Linked DNA regions of Homo sapiens: region 2 is linked to region 1. A link is an interaction called in ENCODE POLR2A ChIA-PET data of the cell type or tissue named here. Cell type or tissue: MCF 10A. All regions are shown on one strand. Links, peaks and the distances in the headings refer to the core of each region. The heading gives the core; the rest is flanking DNA.

Evidence for each region. ChIA-PET counts read pairs that join two places held together with the same protein. Peaks named below come from ENCODE experiments on the same cell type or tissue, not always from the same donor. Only the 100,000 strongest peaks of a DNase experiment are listed, where the experiment ranks them.
Region 2: POLR2A ChIA-PET joins it to region 1 with 5 read pairs; 4 of 35 experiments call an interaction of 5 or more read pairs at or near these places.

What each region holds. Positions count from the first base shown.
Region 1 is chr1:198,931,595-198,934,533 of GRCh38, forward strand. All of the region lies in intron 1 of MIR181A1HG (MIR181A1 host gene), which reads right to left. Among named protein-coding and RNA genes, the nearest start is that of MIR181A1HG, 4.4 kb to the right of the region's middle. In MCF 10A, for the core only: no CTCF peak of the experiment used is centred there; DNase peaks (open chromatin) are centred at 867 and 1,117.
Region 2 is chr1:198,867,640-198,870,578 of GRCh38, forward strand. The region is part of intron 2 of MIR181A1HG (MIR181A1 host gene); the gene reads right to left. Among named protein-coding and RNA genes, the nearest start is that of MIR181A1, 10 kb to the left of the region's middle. In MCF 10A, for the core only: no CTCF peak of the experiment used is centred there; no DNase peak of the experiment used is centred there.

The DNA of each region.
Region 1 (2,939 bases), core at 176-2,675:
CCTGATAATTAATTTGGAGTTTTTCTTAACTCTATTATATATTTTTAAAGTATACACCTTTGGTTTATGGTTTTTTCTATCTTTATTAGGCAAACAAATGTCAATATGTCTGGATAACTTGTTTTCATCTAATATTTTCACCATTCGAATAATAAATGTCTTTTAAAAAAATCTTTGACTCTTTGCAGTAATTAATTAAGATAATTATTTGAGTCAAGAATTTTTCAAAAAGAAAAAAATTCTGGGAACTTAGATGCCCACTTTTAATACATACGTAATTCGCTGAGCTATACTGAATATGGAGCTCACGTTCTATTCTTGATTTTTTTTACTGGTCCAAGTTCAAATAAAATTTACATAAAAATATTTTCTTTATAAAATGACTATACAGATAATGAACCAAGAATATTATATAGTGAATATTTTCATGGTAAATTTAAAAAGCATATGTATCTTCCAAAAATAATGTTTTTTTAAATAACAAGAAAAATTAATTTAGTACAACCATTCTTTCATCTTAATTCAACCAATATTTTATTTTTTAACCAATAAAGTGCTTACTAGACAGTTGAAACTGTGTAAGCGAATAATAACTTAAAAGAATTACTTGTGATAAAATGATAGAAAAAGCCAACTCAAATAATTTTCATTGAAGACAAATCTTGCAGCTATATTAATATTAATAAAAATTAAATGCTTTTGATTAGTCTAGATTGGCTTGTAATGGTAAAACACAAAGACAAAACTGAGGCAGTGAGCCTCACAATGCCTCTACTGATTTCTCTACTGGCCCTTCCTCTGCACATGGTCAATTAGAATTGAAAATCCTGTGCTGATTTCATTCGCTGGAATTTTTAAGCAGGTCAGGAAGAAAGATGTTATTGAAAGGAAAAGTCTCATCTAAATAAGAAAGGAGCACGTGGCCATCTGGTCTTAGCTATACATATAAAAAGTTATTTCAGCTGAACTGCAGTCTTGATGTTTAAAAAGATGTGCCAGAAATCAAACCAAAATCTGTTTACGGTAAAATATCCCAAATGTTTCTTTTTAAACTTTCAAATATGCAATACACAGTTCATTTCCTATCTGTGATTCATGAGCCCATTTGACCCCAGCGCCTCACTGAGCTTGACTGAGTTTCACTCAGTAGAACATTCAATCATTTTTAGAACACTTTTCCTTCATAGAGTGTCAACAAGACAGTGGATCTTTTGAAAATTGTGAAAATAACTTTGATAGTTTTCACTCAAATTAATTTTGAGTATTGTCGTCATGTAGGATTGCAAGAATAAAATTTGAAACATAAAGCAGCCAAACCAGTTTCCCTTGTTTTCTCATCGCAACTTGAGGTTCCTGTGCATTCTCTGCACAGTGCTCAGGTATCTACTCACAATAATTTCAGGCCCTATGCCTAAAGGCTAAGTTAAAAAAAATTCTCTTTTCATGAAGAGAAATTTTAAGTGTTGAGTCTTCTTTTGCAAATCATTTTCATGGTAGTAAGAAACAGAGATGGTTTTAAAAATCACATTTTATACTGTTTGTCAAATTAGAGTCATATCTTTTGATATTCTTCTTTGACATGAGGTATTTGTGGTAATTATAACATCAATACATTAATTCATCCAATATCTGATAATGCCCTTCTGGTAGTATAGACATAGCTAGTTGATATCGCAATCTGAATTTTATTGTATTGAAGTACATTAGTAGTCTTCAAGAACTCTTATTATAAAGTGACAACAATTATTTGGGGTCAGAAGACTATATTCAAATACATTATATATATATATACATATATATATATACTAAATATGCTACATGCATGTAAGAGACATACATGATCATAATATCAGCACATGCTAAACAACGATGTAGATTTAAGCTAAGTCTTCAGATAAATACTTGGATTAAAATATTCTAATATATGAAACAAAAGCCTCTTGACATATCTTTGACATAAAATGCCCACTGGTTGTTTTTGTATATCTACTATGTTTGTTCTGCCATTTCAAATAAATCATTGCCATTGTGTAAGAAGAATAAACTGTACTATAGTAAATTGTTCTTTCTCCGTTATGCTCTGAAAAACCATTTGTTCTTGAATTGGCGTTACGTAGTTCAACTATTTCAATCAAGTCCATTATCTTCTTGTCTTTGAAAGATGCCTTTTCAGTAACCTGTACCCAATGGGCAATGTCATGTATTGTTTTTTGAAAGTAGGTAAAATTTAAACACAACTATTTGCCCATTTTAATCTTTGATAAGGAAATTATATAATTAATCATCAATCTTCCACTATATGTTGGAAGAACTGTTTATGTCAAAATTACAGAGTTAGGCCAAGAATTTCTTAACGAAGTTATTTATTAGTTCATAGTGGAGTCTTACCCTATAGACTGTCATCTAACTTGTGTAGCTTGTTTTCTCTAAGTACAAAATGTGTCAATTCTTTAGCTACATACTTTTCTTAACAATAGTAACATGAAAGCAGAAAAAGAACAAAACATTTTTTCATTTGTTTTAAAACAGTCACAAAATACATTGGCAAAATGAATCTTATTAATTTGTTGACATATACGTAGTGCTGTTTATACATATATGCTTTGAAATTCCTTTCAGATTAATTGCTTTTTAGTACGCAAGAATGAAGAAGTATTAAGAGCAAATTCCAAAATTTTAAAACTCATGTATCAGATACGTGGTATGTAAAAACTGGTAAGTATAGCAGTCATTCTATTCTAATGAAGATTAATTTAAATTACACATCAAAACTTGGTAGTTAAGGGGTAGAATGTATACAGAGTTGTTCTATATCTACCTCTCAAATCTGGCAATATGTTTTGGTAAAAGTATTAAACTTTATTGGAGTGAAATAAAATAATGTACTGAAATGTGTGCATTAATAAAAATCTGAGCACATGTTTGGTGAGTAACTATCC
Region 2 (2,939 bases), core at 176-2,675, 64 kb before region 1:
TACATACTCAAATTGGCACAGAGACTCAGAACATTGAACAATTTGAGACAAGCTATCAGATAGTGACACAATTCTAGCTTATTTTCCATGTCCTTTATATTATTCTATGTATATAATGTATTAGCTTCTATTAACAGTTTTTTATTTTCTATTTATTAACCAAGAATTTGTTTCAAAATTGTACAAGAAAACAATATAAATTAAGTTCCATATTTGTACCTCGAGACTTACAGGCTATCTGATATTTCCAGTTGACCTTTAATATAAGGAGAAAATAGGATAGTGTAGTAGGTTAAGGGCAAGTACACCAAGATGATATAGAATTCTAGTTTCAATGCTACATATTTTTCACTGTGAAAAGTTTTCTAAAAATGAAATATAGACACACCAGTAATTTAATCAAAGTTTCTCTTTCTTGGCCTATCTCTCTCACTAGCCAGTGAAATCCTTTGGGTCAGAGGCTGTTTTTTAGTCATCTATAGACTGTGAGCACCTAATATATTTCCTGGAGACAGGAGGAACTCACTAAGTGCTTGTTGCCTCTTCCTTGATTCCCTAGCGCACATCAATATCTAGATATTCAACTCAACACAGTTTATTTCCCCAGTATCCTCCATTTACCTGACTTCATAAAAAGCAGTGTAGAAGTAGATAATTTTCATATTGGTGCCCCATGTGTCTGAATGTAATCTATTGCATTTAAAGTTATTTTTGAGAGACTGTATGCTTATTCTAATAATATTTTCATTTTTGAAAACATTTCTATATTATCCCTGTTGATCAATGCACATGGGTACCATGTAAAGTATAATAATTTGGGGCCCATGCAAAACAGTATTCATGAACTGTTTCTAGTTTTATTTAGTAAAAGGTAAGTGGAAGGAAGCAGAGAAGACAGTACCATGCCTTGGTTAGACAAAAGTCCTCCTTGGAAATGAGTTTATCTATTTCTGTTCTTACCCTAACATATCTTTAGCAATAGGTTTCACCCCTACCCAGATATCCAAACTACATACTATTTTCTCATTTAGGTAAGTTCTGGCAAAAAACAAAAACAAAAAACAAAAAACATATATATATTTGTTCTGTATTGAACATAATATGTGTTATATATTATATATAATATGTGTTATATATTATATATAATATGTGTTATATATATATATATATGTTTTCCCATTTTATTACTTTTCTAGTATTGTCTTAGGTGCTCAGGACAAATATCCAGCTAATCTGCTTGTGTTCAGCCACATGACCTTCAGAGGTCTTTCATTGACCCCAGATTAAAATCCACCTAAGTCTTAAAATTCCAATTCTTGTGAACCAAGCTGATCAACCAAACTGATCAACTACTATATGTACCATATTTTGCAACATTAAGAGTTTCTAAAGCTATTTTTGAAACTTGAATCATTCTCAAAGGATGGAAAGTTGTCTTGTTTGAGCATCTTTGAAGAGTGGGGTTAAAAAAATAAATGGTTCGACTTAATGGCAACTCCTAAAAACACTGTGATCAGTGGCAGATTCCCTGGCTTATGGTGCCATCTTTCAAGGCATTTAACTCTGAAGGGCAAACAGCATTTGGATGTATACACTATAGGGATGTGTTTTTCCAAAAATTAGTCACATGAATGTAAATATTGATATTTATTTTAAAAACTCAGCAAATGGAAAGTTTGTTTCACAGCCAAAAATTTTAAAAAATAAAAGCATTTTTTACTAACAGTTAAGATACTGCCAATTAGAGTGTTCATAAGGGAAAATGTTTTAGCATTCTTGGATTTTTTTTATTGAAGTAATTTTAGCTAGCAGATACTTTCCCCCAAAGATATCATTAGAAAGAACATTAAAAATAACAAAATAACTTAGGGTCTTTTTTCCAACACTTCTTTTGCTTTCATTAAATTCAGCACATATCGATGTCTAAAAAGTTGATAATCATTCCATTGTCATGTCATCTCTTGTTTTGTCTTTCAGTACAGCTTTCTCTGTGAGACACTGATTTACATTGTAATCTGTGGTCATCATATTGTACCTAAAATTACACTTCTAAATGTTGTATTGGATTTCTTCTTACTGTTCAAAGGAAGAAATTCTGACCAGTAAACAACAAATTGAATTATATAGTCACCTCAAAGAGTAAGCATCCTCAAAATAGCTTCAAACATATTGACTGACTTGAACAATCCAATTCGTTTCTCTCCATACCTAATAACTAACTACAGGGAAGGCATATTTTAAATAATGAGATTTACAGATGAATCCTATCATTCTGGAGAAAAAAAAACTATAACAATATATTATGCTTCAATCTATTTTTAGCTTTTATTTTCACATAAAGCAGAAAAGTGATTTTGGCCATACCATTTCAAAAATCTTCTATTATTTTTTTTTTCATTTCAGGGTAAAAAAATTGTTTACTAAATGGACGTTTTTAACCTAAATATTCATTTATAAATAGCTTCTTTCACATTCTCAATTCTATATTCTGCCAGTTTTGTTAAGATCACCTGAATGATACAAAAGTTACTAATTTATACTGACTTAAAATCAATCACACAAGCACACCATTCTATGGATCAGGACTGCAAGATTGGATCTGTAATGAACAAAATTAGCCTCGTGAAATATTTTTCAGTAAGCACTTTTAACTTATCCTAATTTTCTCATACTATAATGGAAACATTTGAGGGCATTCCAGAGAAATACTTTCATTTCTTTGGGATAAACAATTAAAATAAAAAAGCCAGAGAATCTATTGGGGAGAAAATATATCAATGAGTAAGCTTTCACTTCTATTATGGGAAATAGCTTGAAGCATATGGCAGAAGTAATGGCAAGTGGCTTGATTTTCCTCTGTCTTTAAATACAACTTTTTACTTTAAAGTTAACATTATATTGAAAGCACAATTTTTGTAAGCCTCTGTAATTACTAAAGA